Regions from separate parts of the Homo sapiens genome. Here region 1 is linked to region 2. A link is a contact called in ENCODE Hi-C data. All regions are on one chromosome and are shown on one strand. Each heading gives the region's core, a stretch centred on a gene start or an enhancer-like site at or near the end of the contact. The rest is flanking DNA. Distances are from core to core; before and after follow the strand shown.

Evidence for each region. A loop is a pair of places that touch in the nucleus more often than their neighbours do. Pooled maps may share reads with other maps.
Region 1: a loop to region 2 is called in a map of CD4-positive, alpha-beta T cell, with 9 times the contacts of the local background. The contact joins the promoter of ULK4 here to the promoter of RPSA in region 2. A Hi-C loop is called at or near these places in 3 of 168 maps with a recorded cell type or tissue (CD4-positive, alpha-beta T cell and naive thymus-derived CD4-positive, alpha-beta T cell) and 12 of 50 pooled maps.

Annotation. Positions count from the first base shown.
Region 1 is chr3:41,959,385-41,966,016 of GRCh38, reverse strand. ULK4 (unc-51 like kinase 4) reads left to right here and starts at 3,914. Exons shown (of 37, transcript NM_017886.4): 1 at 3,914-4,001. RefSeq lists enhancers at 3,585-3,634, 3,785-3,944.
Region 2 is chr3:39,402,873-39,409,571 of GRCh38, reverse strand. RPSA (ribosomal protein SA) reads right to left here and starts at 2,852. Exons shown (of 7, transcript NM_002295.6): 1 at 2,808-2,852; 2 at 1,786-1,951; 3 at 848-966. The coding sequence starts at 1,918. It overlaps SNORA6 (small nucleolar RNA, H/ACA box 6), which reads right to left and starts at 1,181; the gene lies at 1,033-1,181. RefSeq lists enhancers at 1-754, 2,819-2,958, 2,340-3,131, 4,717-5,509 and silencers at 1,024-1,073, 2,469-2,648.

The DNA.
Region 1 (6,632 bases), core at 2,665-5,164, 2.6 Mb before region 2:
TAAACAAAATATTTCAAAGTTTTAATCTTCATTAATTTGACAGTAGTCCAGGAGGAGACGTTTTCCCTACCAAACCTGTTAAATACACAGAACTGACAATAATGGATGCTGAGACTCTTGAGAAGGCAGGAAGGGTCAGAAGTAAAAGGAGATGTGATTTACCTGAGATCAGAACAGTTTTTCTAGATGGTTGTTTGAAAAGTGTGGTGCTCAACTTGCAACATTGACATCACCTGGTAAGTTGATAGAAATGCAAAATTTTAGGCCCCATTGAGATACAGAATCAGAAGTTTTGTAGGTGGAGCCAGAAATCTATGTTTTAACAAGAGCTCCAGGTGATTCTGATGGTAAAGTTTGCAAACCACTTTTGCATTGAAGGATGCTGAAGAGGGGAGCTGGTTCATTTTCTCACCTCTGGATGATCATAAAGAATCTGTCAGCCGGGCGCGGTGGCTCACACCTGTAATCTCAGCACTTTGGGAGGCCGAGGCGGGCAGATCACCTGAGGTCGGGAGTTCAAGACCAGCCTGACTAACATGGAGAAACCCCTGTCTCTAGAGTGTAGCTAGGTTAGCACTCTAGCCTGCGCAACAAGAGCTAAACTCTGTCTCCAAAAAAAAAGAATCTCTCATTCAAGCACATAGAAACTTCCTTCTTTAGGCAAAGCATTGCATTAAATGCTGCAGAAAAGAAATTTATTTTTTACTTCATACAAAGAGGCATTAAATAATAACAATGCATGTAAAGTTAGCAAAAAATAAAATTTCTTTTTAAATTTCCTTTTTACAGACAGGATTTTGCGCTGTTGCTCGGGCTGGAGTACAGGCTCCAGTGTATCTGGTGGTTGAAACTTGCAAGTGTGGAGCTTTGAAAGCCGTAAGTGATGGTTGACAAAAAGAGTTAAACTCTGTAAAATATTTAAAGAGATTTATTCTGAGCCAAATCTGAGTGACCATGGCTCGAGGCACAGTCTCAAGAGGCCCTAGGAACATATGGCTAATGTCTCACGTGTCCGTGTGAAGAGACCACCAAACAGGCTTCGTGTGAGCAACAAGGCTGTTTATTTCACCTGGGTGCAGGTGGGCTGAGTTTGAAAAGAGAGTCAGCAGCGGGTGGTGGGATTATCGTCAGTTCTTATAGGTTTTGGGATAGGCGGTGGAGTCAGGAACAATGTTTTGCGGGCAGAGGATGGATCTCACAAAGTACATTTTCAAGGGTGGGGAGAATTACAAAGAACCTTCTTAAGGGTGGGGGAGATTACAAAGTAAATTGATCAGGTAGGGTGGGGCAGAAACAAATCACAATGGTGGAATGTCATCAGTTAAGGCTATTTTCACATCTTTTGTGGATCTTCAGTTGCTTCATGCCATCTGGATGTATACGTGCAGGTCACAGGGGATATGATGGCTTAGCTTAGGCTCAGAGGCCTGACAGCTAAGGTGACTGAGCTGCAGCTCGGTTTTACATGTTTTACGGAGAAATAAGACATCAATCAATACATGACATAAGGTATTGGTTGGGTCAGGAAAGGTGGGACAACTCGAAGCTGGAAAGAGCTTCTACATCATAGGGTGGATTTAATAGGTGATTGGTGTTATGCCACGACTACGCCAATTGTCAGGTTCCAGCCCCCAGCTGAGGTCCAAGGGGAGTGGGTGGATGGGCGAATAACTGAAAGAACACAAGGAGGGTTGGGGGCGTGTAGGCAAGTGAAATGTAGTTTTATTCAGCGGCTGTGTCATCAGCAGCTTAATCACACTAGCTCTCTCACACTGTCCACCTTTATCTCGGCTGTCTGTTCTGGCTCTGTGGCTCCTGTTGCCCCCATGCCTGCAGCTGCACACCCTGGCCTGCAAAGCCAGCTCTGTCAGGGTCAGCAGCTTAACTCTCCCTCTGGGCACAAGCTGGTTCCTGGCTCGGCTCCCCTCTGCCCACCTTAAGGGCAACCGCTCTCCCTTAGAGGGGTTAGTAGCATTACTCTGGGCACCAGTGCACGAACCGGGTCGTGTCGTGCTGAACTCAGACCTGGGCACAGTGTCAGCAGGGCAGTTATACCTTCTACAGACAATAGTGGCTCAGATCCAAGTATGAACTTACATAAACGGGTTACATAACAAGTGGAATATGCGCCTGTGTCCTAAACTCGCTGAGCCACTCTGGCCCGGATGTCCACCTTGGCCTATTCCTTGACCAAAGCACATCCATATACCCTACAATTGGCAATTGGTTAAAAGAGTTATTATATAAAGACCTGGAGCCAATAGAAGGCAGTGTCTGGGTTGAGATAAGAGGTTGCAGAGACCAGGGTTCTTGTTCTGCAGATGAAGCCTCTATGTAGCAGGTTTCAGAGAGAATAGATTGTAAATGTTTCTTATCAGACTTAAAACAGGTGTCAGGTTCTCAGTTAATTCTCTCCAGCATCAGGGAAAAGACCTGGAAAGACAAGGGGATTCTTTACAGAATGTAGATTCCCCCCAGAAGAGATAGCTCTGCAAGGCCATTTCAAAATATGTCAAATAAATATATTTGGCCAGGCACGGTGGCTCACACCTGTAATCCCAGCACTTTGGGAGGCCAAGGCGGGTGGATCACCTGAGGTCAGGAGTTCAAGATGAGCTTGGCCAACACAGTGAAACCCTGTCTCTACTAAAAATACAAAAATTAGCTGGTGTGGTGGCACACGCCTGTAATCCCAGCTACTTGGGAGGCTGAGGCAGGAGAATCACTTGAACCCAGGAGGTGGAGGTTGCAGTGAGCCGAGATTGCGCCACTGCCCTCTAGTCTGTGTGATGCAGCGAGACTGTCTCAAAAAAAATATATATATATATACGTATATGAGTATATATGTATACATAAGAGTATATGTGTGTGTGTGTTTGTCTATGTGTGTGTATATATATATCAGGATAAAATACTTCAATGTCTTTTGGGGCCTGCTGCCATGTTGGTATCTTATTGCTGCAAAAAAGTCTGTTTTGTCAGTCTTAAGGTCTCTGTTTAATGTTAACGCTGGTCAGCTGTGCCTGTATTCCAACGGGAGGAGGGTATAATGAGGCCTGTCCCACCCCATCTTCCCATCATTGCCTGAGCTAGTTCTTCAGGTTAACTTTGGCGTGCCTTTGGCCCAGAGGAGGGATCCACTCAGTTGGTAGGGGGGCTTGGAACTTTTATTTTTAGTTTACACAATCAACTTGAGATCAGAGTGTCTCATCTGTTTCCTCCATCTCCAAAAAGGAAGGTAATTCACAGCCTTCTCTTTTCTAAATGGTGAGGACCCCGGGGCCCCTGCTTCTGAGGCGTTGGTTATCCAGACTATGCCACCATGTCTACCTGAGCTCCCAGAAGAAGCCAGAAAGAAAAGAATGGAAGGAAACAGAAGGACAGTGGGAACGGGAAGAGAAGAAATGACGAGGTCTCAGTTCTCCACACTCTAGCCTCAGCACCCACTTAAGATTGAAGAGTAGTCCCTCACGGGCTCCCACTTCGGACTCTGGCCAATAGGAACTGAGACTCTTAACCAATCAGCGCTTTGCGTTTTTCCAGCGTTCTGCGTGCTGCCATGGAGATGGAATGAGCAAATCCAAACATAGAGGGATGGTGGGCCGACCACTATGACTGTTACTCCAGCACTTCCCGCCCCAGTCTCTGGCCTGTGGGCTCGTCCAAAGGCAGGGCGTGATGCCCTTTGGGTGGAGGGAGGGGCCCTCGTGGTCTCTCACTTCCGGGCCCCAGCCAACAGGAACGGAAACTGCACAGCCAGTCGGCTTCCTGAGCTTCTTCCGGCGTTCTGTGTGCTGCCGTGGAAACCGTATGGACGAATCCAAACCTGGAGGGGCGTCGCCTCCGTAAGGCTGGTCGGCTTCTTCCGCGCGTTCCGCTTTGCTTCACTGCTTTCTCCCCCATTCTTGGGCCTGTGGACCTGTCCTGAGGCAGAGGCCGAGATGCGCGCAACCGCGGGAGCAGCCAAGTGGACTGGACTCTTTTCTTGACTTAGCTACCAGGTGCGTGGCAGTGGCGGTTTTAGTAGCTACGAGTCTGAGTTCGTGTCTGCCTAAGCGGTCGCGGAAGAGCGCGCAGGCCTGCCGGGGCGGGTGGGTGGTGGCGCCTGGCCGCCCTCTCTCCTTCTGCCAGTGGACCCCGTACCCCCTGCGCTCCCCTGCTTTGCGCTCGTGTTAAAAAAGCCGCCCGTTTTTATCCGGGCGTTAGTTAAGGGCACACGGGACGCCTCTTCTAGGACCTGGGTGCAGCGGGGAGAGAGAGTGCTTGTGTGTTTCGGCTTGGGAGATGTGCTTTATGGACGCCATCTCTTAACTTCCCAGAGCGGACCGCGTCTTCACCGCCCTGCAGCGCTTCCTAGGCTCCCAGCCGGTCTCGCGGACTGATGCCTACGGACGTAGCGAGGCCGCGAAAGCCGCCGATTCGCCCGCCGCGAGTTGCCTGGGGAGCGGGGGGGGGGGGGGGGGGGGTGAGTGACTACGTAGCGCCCCTGAGTCTGTGATAATTGAGTCTGTGAAGTGCGGCGAGGAGGAGCACCTATGGAGTGCTTAGTGTGGCGCGCGCCATCGGTTACATCTCGGGGTTGATTTGGCTGGCATTTCGCAGACTTGAGCGCATCCCAGTCACCCCAGGGCGTGTAGTAACACAGAAGGCCAGGCCCTACCGCCGTAGTGTATGATTCCGTAAATTTGGGGCAGGGCCGATAACTTTTTCTTTTGTATTAAGTCCCAGGTGATGCTCATGCTTCTGGTGCGGGAGTCATGATTGTGCTGAAAGTGGGCACCTGTGCGCTCTTATCACCTGTTCGCTCTCAGCGTTCCTTGAATGTAGGACCTGCCCCCGACTCTTAAATGCCTCATTTGCACCTGTATGTGATTTGCTCTGCCTTCTGGCTTCTTAGATGCTTCTTAGGTGAACTTGTGAATTAAGAGAGACTTCCTTAGGAGCACTATAGGTTAAGAGACTAAACTGTGGTTTCTGGGAAAGCACACTCGAGTGAGAAAACCATGAAGAAACCTAAGGAAGTGATGACTACGAAAGTCAGGGGGTGGTTAACTTTTGGGGATCAGGAGGGGTGGTGATTGAGACAGGCTCACAGAGGGGCTGCTTGTGTGGCTGGCAAAGTCCTATTTCCTGACTTTGGGTGGTGATTAGAAGGGTGTCCCTCTTTAGTAATTCATTAAACTATGTATTCTGTGGAGTTTTCTGTACTTGTGTTTTATTTTATAATTAAGAGGTTACAGCTTTAAAAATGAATATTAGGAAGTCTGTAATGGGGAACGTGTTTGGACTGAGTCAAAGAATCTTAAAGTCATGGAATTTCAACTATTAATAAGTTATTGAAAGATAACTTAGTGCCAGGCGCGGTGGCTCACACCTGTAATCCTAGCACTTTGGAAGGCCGAGGCAGGCGGATCACTTGAGGCCAGGAGTTCTAGACCAGCCTGGGCAACATAGTGAAACTCCATATCTACCAAAAACACAAAAAATTAACTGGGTGTGGTGGTGTGCCAGAGGCTGAGGTGGCTACTCTGGAGGCTGAGGCACGAGAATCGTTTGAACCCTGGAGGTGGAGGTTGCAGTGAGCCTAGATCTTGCCCCTGCACACCAGCCTGGGCCACTGAGTGAGACCCTGTCCAAAAAAAAAAAAGAAAATCATTTGATCCAATTCTTATTTTACTCTAAGGAAACAGCCTTAGAGAGGAGAAATGCTTGAAAGTAACAAACCACCCTATCTAAGCAGATTTATAACTAATGTGTTTTGTTAATTTCAGACTGAAATTGTCCACATGTGACTTGATGGTCAGATGTGACTAAAGATTAAGGAAATGAATTTGGCCTAAATCAAATTCAAAATTTCAAGATGGGCTGGATGGTGGCTTGCACCTGTAATTCCAGAATTTTGGGAGGCTGAGGCAGGAGGATTGCTTGAGCCCAGGGGTTCAAGACCTAGCCTCCTTTAAAAAAAAAAAAAATCAAGATTTTACTTAATTTTTTCCCTTGTAGCCTAAAACCTTATTTTCAAGAAATCAGTTATACATACTGTATGAAAACTTATTTTATCATCTTATCCTGAGATATCCTAATGTAGACAATTTGTGAACACTTAAGGTTTCTGATTATATTTTTTCTGGCTTAGTAACTTCCCATCTTAACATACTGTCAGTTTAATCTTATTTTGGTTATAATACATACCATATAGCTGGGACTACAGGCATGCACCACCATGCCAGGCTATTTTATTTGTGTAGAGTCGGGATCTCACCATGTTGCCCAGGCTGGTCTTGAACTCTTGGCTTCAGACAATCCTGCCTCCACCTCCGAAAGCGTTGGGATTACAGACATGAGGCACTGTGCTAGGCCAGGATTGGTTCTTTTTAATGAATGGGTTTTAGAACGAAGAGGGATGTAAAAAGGACTTAGGGAAACCGTCATTAAAAGAAAGATACTAACCAGTGCCTTTTTGTTTTTAATTAATTAATTATTATTATTTTTTTTGATATGGAGTCTCTTGTCACCCAGGCTGGAGTGCAGTGGCGCAATCGGCTCACTGCAACCTGTGCCTCCTGGGTTCAAGCCATTCTCTTGCTTCAGCCTCCGGAATAGCTGGGATTACAGGCGCCCGCCACCATGCC
Region 2 (6,699 bases), core at 1,603-4,102:
CTACACAAAATGAAATTATAAAGTTCAACATACTGCCAGATGCCCAGCATGTATGTTGAAAAGGTCTTACAGGCTGGGCGCAGTGGCTTACGCCTGTAATCCCAACACTTTGGGAGGCCGAGGTGGGAGGATCACTTGAGATCAGGCGTTTAAGACCAGCCTGGCCAAATGGTAAAACCATGTCTCTACTAAAAATACAAAAATCAGTCAGGCATGGTGGCACATGCCTGTAATTCCAGCTACTCGGGAGGATGAGGCAGGAGAATCCCTTGAGCTTAGGAGGCAAAGGCTGCAATGAGCCGATATCACACCACTGCAGTCCAGGATGGACAACAGGCAACAGAGCGAGAGACTGTCTTGAAGGAAAAAAAAAAAAAAAAAAAAAAAGGAAGGTCATAGGTCATAAGGGCGATTTCTATGGCTCAGTCCAACTTAAGATCTCTTAACAGTGGAGTTTGAGTTTTCTATTTTCTTTTTTTTTTTTTTTGAGACAGAGTCTCGGCTCTGTCACCCAGGCTGGAGTACAGTGGCGCATCTCAGCTCACTGCAAGCTCCGCCCACCGGGTTCACGCCATTCTCCACTTTGGCCTCCTGAGTAGCTGGGACTACAGGCACCCGCCCCCACGCCCAACTAATTTTTTGTATTTTTAGTAGAGATGGGGCTTCACCGTGGTGTGGATCTCCTGACCTCGTAATACGCCGGACTCCACCTCCCAAAGTGCTGGGATTACAGGCGTAGCCACCGCGCCCGGCCTGAGTTATTTCTGTTTTCTTATGTCTTTCTATGTCTCACAATGTCTGTAAGCTTTATTTCTATAATATAAAAACTAACCACTGTTCCACAAACCTGGCCAGTATTCCTGGAGGATATAACACTGACATCAGCAGGGTTTTCAATGGCAACAATTGCACGAGCTGCCAGCAGAAGCTTCTCCCAGGTCCTCTTGAGATTTATGATATAGATGCCTAAGTGAGGGCAGAAGGATTTGTAACACTTGACCTGGCTGTGCAAACATTCTTCTCAAGTTTACTCTATGTGGCAGCGAGTACTACCAAACTCCAGTCATAGAGGCAAGCTCTACTGGTGTTAGCGAAAATCCTGCCATTGATATAGCACACTTCCGACACTCAGAAGTTCATGAGCCAAGACTGGCCTCCACCCTGAGCTTTAATAGTGTGCAGCCTAGATTCAGTTGGCTAAATCCATCTTTCCTTTCTCTTTCCCTGTACTTATTCCATCATTGGTTCTTAATAATCCACTTCCTGGCTTTCTGCCACTCTTTCCCTTTTATAATCTGCACTGATGCAAGATTCATCCTAAAACTCCTTTACAGCATGTCACTCCCAAGTCCTTGGTAGCTTTATCTCTAAAATAAGTAAGTGCCTTAGCCAACTTAATGCCTTCCATCCTCTGGTTCTTCCAAACCATATTGTTCATTCCCACCTCTTACCCCACTTTCCACTCAAAATTCAGTTCAATAGCCTGTGTAAGTACCTATGAAGTTGAAGGCACTATGCGAGCTATTAGAAACTCAGCCAATGAACTTTCTCATGTTCATGACCCAACCCAAGTCCCGTAACTCAGACAACTGACATATTCCTCCCCTGGAGCAGAAATCTTTTCTCTCAATAACAAGAACATTTATTTAAAGTATGTTTTCAACGTAGGGGTCTGGCTTCATTTAAGGAAGATAGAAAGAAATTACCCAGAACTAACCACGAGAATAGCAAGCTCAAAATTTGTACTTACAGCTGGAGTAACAAAAAATTAAAGCAATGACTAACCATCACTTTTCCTTTTATAGATGTACTGTTCCATCTGGAAGTCAAGATTGGTGCCACCTAAGTGGGTTCCTGCTGCAAGGAACTTAAGGACATCCTCCTCCTTCATTTGCAGGACATCAAGGGCTCCGGACATTGTGAAAATTTCCCTTTAAGTTACGACGGGAATCTGAAATAAGAGAGCAACCTATTTCTTTTCATTCCATTGAGTTAAGTAGGGCACACCCTTAAAAGCAACCAAAAACTCCATCTGCTATAGTGTCAGGCATTGAGCTTACAGTGTAGTGAAGGGTAAACAGAAAGTTAACCCATACATGTCGTGTATTACGGAACAGCGCACATCTTACTGAGGAAATAGTGTGGACGGCAGAGTAACCGAGTAATAAAACTACACGAAATTAGCGAATGGAAATTCAACACTTCTCAAGATAGGAATTAAGGAAAAGTTGTGGATGCGCCAAGTTAACAACTAGATACAAAAGAGCAGCCATGTTTGGAATATGCAAACTAAAGGCAAAAAAGGCATGAATTGTTTTCAGACATTTTCAAGCAGATTGTAGGCGGATGCTTTGGAATTACTTCGCTGTGCTGTCACCACTTGTTTGTCTAAAAACCCGAGAACCTTAACTCCTGACCCGCACGGCGCGAAGGGAAAACCCGACCAGCCCAAGTAGCTGGTGTAAATCAGCGCCTGGGCCTAGACTCACCGCCGTGTGGGACTCCGAAGGGATAGCAACACAGGATGTTAGCCCGCTTTCTGCACTCCCGCCCACCCGCGGCCTGGTCCGAACCCCAGCTCGGAGCCTCCGCTGGAGGGCGGCCTCCACCCGCTCCCGGGGCACTCTGGGAACCCGCCAGCCCGAGCCTGGCCACGTGCGGGCCGCAGGCCTAAGGTGGGGCGCGCCGGGCGGGAGACAGATCCAGTCTGACCGGCTTTCATCACTAGTCTTCTCACCCTTCATTTGAGCAGGAAAAGCTCATTTTTCTAGCCCTGGAAGGCGCCAGGGACGCTACACGGAACTCACCCAGAACAACGCCGTATGGACCCCTCTGCAGGTAGCACGGAAAAGACAGGCGGCAGGAAATGACGTCCTTATGTACTCCGTTGTCAGCCAATGGCAAAGAAAGTCGAGCGGAAGAAGGGCGGAGCCGGAGAAGAACGCTGCCGGGACTGGGCTTTTTCTTCAGGAAGGCGGGCTTGCGCCGCAGGAGCGGGCCTCTGGGCTGTAGCCGGTAGCGGCATCCTGGTCGGATCTGGGGCGCTTGTGACTTTGGGGTTTCTAGTGCCACAGCGACGCCCTGTGCATAATTCCTGTCCAGAGCGCGGAACTCAAGTTAGTCAGCCAGGCGGGGCGTTCTTACCCAGCCCTTGTACCTGCGAATATGAGCGGCTTTCTAGCCTAAGCTGCCATTTTGTTACCTGAAAAGTAGGAAGGTTTGTTCGACACAACAAATTGTTAGGTAAACAAAAACTTGAAGATTTATTTTATTTTATTTTCCTGGAGAACAGTTTAACAGGACGTAATTCAGATTTAAATGTTCACTTAAGGGAAGTTTTCTCTGAAAAAGTTAAAAAAGATAAGATTGAACTGATCGTATGCGTTATGTCTATCTCATGTATCTATCCATCTATCACCTGGGGGAAGTTTCCCTGAAAAAGTTAAAAAGGACAAGATTGAACAGATGGTATGGATTATATCTATCTTTTTTTTTTTTTTTTTTTTGGTAGAAGAAAAATTTTGCAATATCCATCAGTAGGAGATAAGTTTGCCGGGCGCGGTGGCTTGTGCCTGTAATCCCAGCACTTTGGGAGGCCGAGGTGGGTGGATTGCCTGAGCTCAGAAGTTCAAGACTAGCCTGGGAAACATGGGGAGACCCCCATCTCCACAAAAAATACAAAAATTAACCAATCATGATGGTGCGTCCCTGTAGTCTCAGCTACTCAGGAGGCTGAGGCAGGAGGATAGCTTGAGCCTAGAGGTCAAGTCTGCAGTGAATGTGATTGCACCGCTGCACTCCAGCCTGGGCAATAGAGCGAAATTCTGTCTCCAAAAAACAAACAAAAAAATAGGAGTTAATTGAAGGGGCGCGGTGGCTGTAATCCCAGCACTTTCGGAGGCTGACGCGGGCGGATCCCTTGAGGCCAGGAGTTCAAGAGACCAGCCTGGCCAACATGGCGAAACCCGGTATCTACTAAAAATTCAAAAATTAGCCAGGCATGCCTGTAATCCCAGCTACTGGGGAGGCTGAGGCGGGAGAATTGCTTGAACCCAGGAGGCAGAGGTTGTAGTGAGTGGAGATTGCGCCACTTGCACTCCAGCCTGGGCGACAGAGTAAGACTCCGTCAAAAAAAAAAAAAGTGCAGGTTCCTCTCTGGGGCCTGCTGAGTCAATCTGATTTCTGAGCCCACCCTAAAATGAACTCGTAGACCCTTATGGCCACTCTTCCAAAGGACAGCACATCCAGGTTCTCCTGCAAGTGGCTCTGCAGCTCCACTGAAGCCAGTATGATTTTCTGAGGAGCTTGGAAACCCTTGGACCCTAGCACAGGTCACCCCCAGGCTGCTCTGCTTCATCACCCACCAAGGCTGAAGCACCTGGGGCTTGAGGGACAAATTCAGAGAAGTCACAGCCCCTTGCGGCAAATGCAAATGCCTCCCGCTTCTACGCTTTGTTATGGGAAGAGGAGGCATTCAGTTTGTTGGCAGAAACTCAGGCCACAAGCCTCCTCAGAGGCCCCTGAGTCCCAAAACAATGCCCTGCCCCCTGCACCCAAATGTACTCCTGCTTAACCCTTCACGTGTGGATTGGGATTGCTGAGTAGTGAGTGCAGCTCTGCAGGGTTCCTCCAGGGGCCTCAGCCTTGGCATTAGGATCACCTGGGCAGCTTTTAAAATCTTACACCTGGGCTGAATATATCAGAATCTCTGAGTGAGACCCAAGCATCAGTAGCTTTTAAAGCTCTTGTAGGGGCTTCCCCTCCACCCTCTGAGTGTTCACTGCTAAAATGAACTGACAATAGACAAATTAACAGGAGAAGAAACATACACTTTTTTTTTTTGAGACGGAGTTTTGCTCTTGTTGCCCAGGCTGGAGTGCAGTGGCTCAATCTCGGCTCAACGAAACCTCCACCTCTCGGGTTCAAGCAATTCTCCTGCCTCAGCCTCTCGAGTAGCTGGGATTATAGGCATGCGCCACCACACCCGGCTAATTTTGTATTTTTAGTAGAAATGGGGTTGCTCCATGTTGGTCAGGCTGGACTTGAACTCCTGACCTCAGGTTATCTGCCCACCTCGGCCTCCCAAAGTGCTGGGATTACAGGCGTGAGCCACCACACCAGGCCAAACATACACATTTATTAATGTGCTTATGCACAGGAGCCACACGAAATATAAGACTCAAAGAAGGGCCAGATGGCTGAAGCTTAAATAGCATCTACTTCACAGGGAAGGGAGATGGGATGGTAAACAATTTAGAGGGCTAGTAAGTGATTTTTGGAAGGATAGGAATGAGTTCAAAGAACAGAAAATTTGCCTGAGACAAAGTTCCTGTGAGCTCTGGGGGAAACAGCAGCAAAGGGTAAGGGGAGGAACTTCACTGTGACCAAAGGTTGCCTTATTAGGCAAATAATGTCTCCTGGAAAATCTCTCAAAAGCTGCCCTCAGAAAAATAGATGAAGAGTCTGTCTGGGCATGGTGATGACTTTTAGTCTTTTCTCTTCCCAGTGGTTAATATTTCCTGGTTACCTGATGAGATTCTTAGGGAGGAAGTTTTAAGACTATTGTATTTTATTCTGGAGGAACCTACCTTATTCAGATAAGGGAACTTCAGACAAAGCCCCTCCGGATGCTTTGGGAAAAGGGGATTGAGAGATGGGGTTAGGGGAAGGTCAGAAAGAAACCTTGGTTCTGACGCTATTTCAGAAGCCTTTCAATTTTCTTTAATTCAAAGCATGCAGCATGCCAAAGTGCCTTATTCAGTCAGGGGTATCATTTTCTGAGCCCCAACATTTTCCAGATGATTCCAATGTGCAGCCATATTGAGTTTAAAAACCACGATCCTAGACTCTAGAGTATTTCTTCTTTATTTTATGTAATTTTTTTTTTTTTGAGACAGTCTCATTCTGTCACCCAGGCTGGAGTGCAGTAGTGTGATCTCAGCTCACTGCAACCTCTGCTCCCAGGCTCAAGCAATTCTCCAGCTTCAGCCTCCCGAGTAGCTGGGACTACAGGCCCGCACCACCACATCTGGCCAGTTTTTGTATTTTTGGTAGAGACAGGGTTTTGCTTTGTCGGCCAGGCTGGTCTTGAACTCCTTACCTCAAGTGATCAGCCCGCCTCGGCCTCCCGAAGTGCTAGGATTACAGGCATGAGCCACTGCACCCGGCCTAGGGTATTTCCTGACTACCTAAGCTAATGGCTCCCAGGAGCAGAGAAGAACTTAGAAGCTAGTTCTACCTAGAGGCTGTTGCATTGAGGCACCTTTTTTTGGAGGGAGTGGTGACAAAAGCTGAAATTTAAGACACAGTGGATTGTTAAATTTTTTTTTCTTCTTCTTCTTTTTTTTGTTTTTTTTTTTGAGACAGAGTTGCTGTCTCCCAGGCTGGAGTGCAGTGGTGCAATTGCAACTCACTGCAACCTCTGCCTCCCAGATTCAAGCAATTCTTGTGCCTCAGCTACCCGAATAGCTGGGACTACAGGTGCACACCACTACATCTGGCTGATTTTTTGTAATTTTAGTAGAGACAGGGCTTTGCCATGTTGGCCAGGATGGTCTTGAACTCCTGACCTCAAGTGATCTCACTGGCCTTGGCCTCCCAAAGTGCTGGGATTATAGGTGTGACCCACTGTGCCCTGCTGCTTGTTAAATGTATTTATTTATTTTTTGAGACAGAGTCTCCCTCTGGTGTGCAATGGCA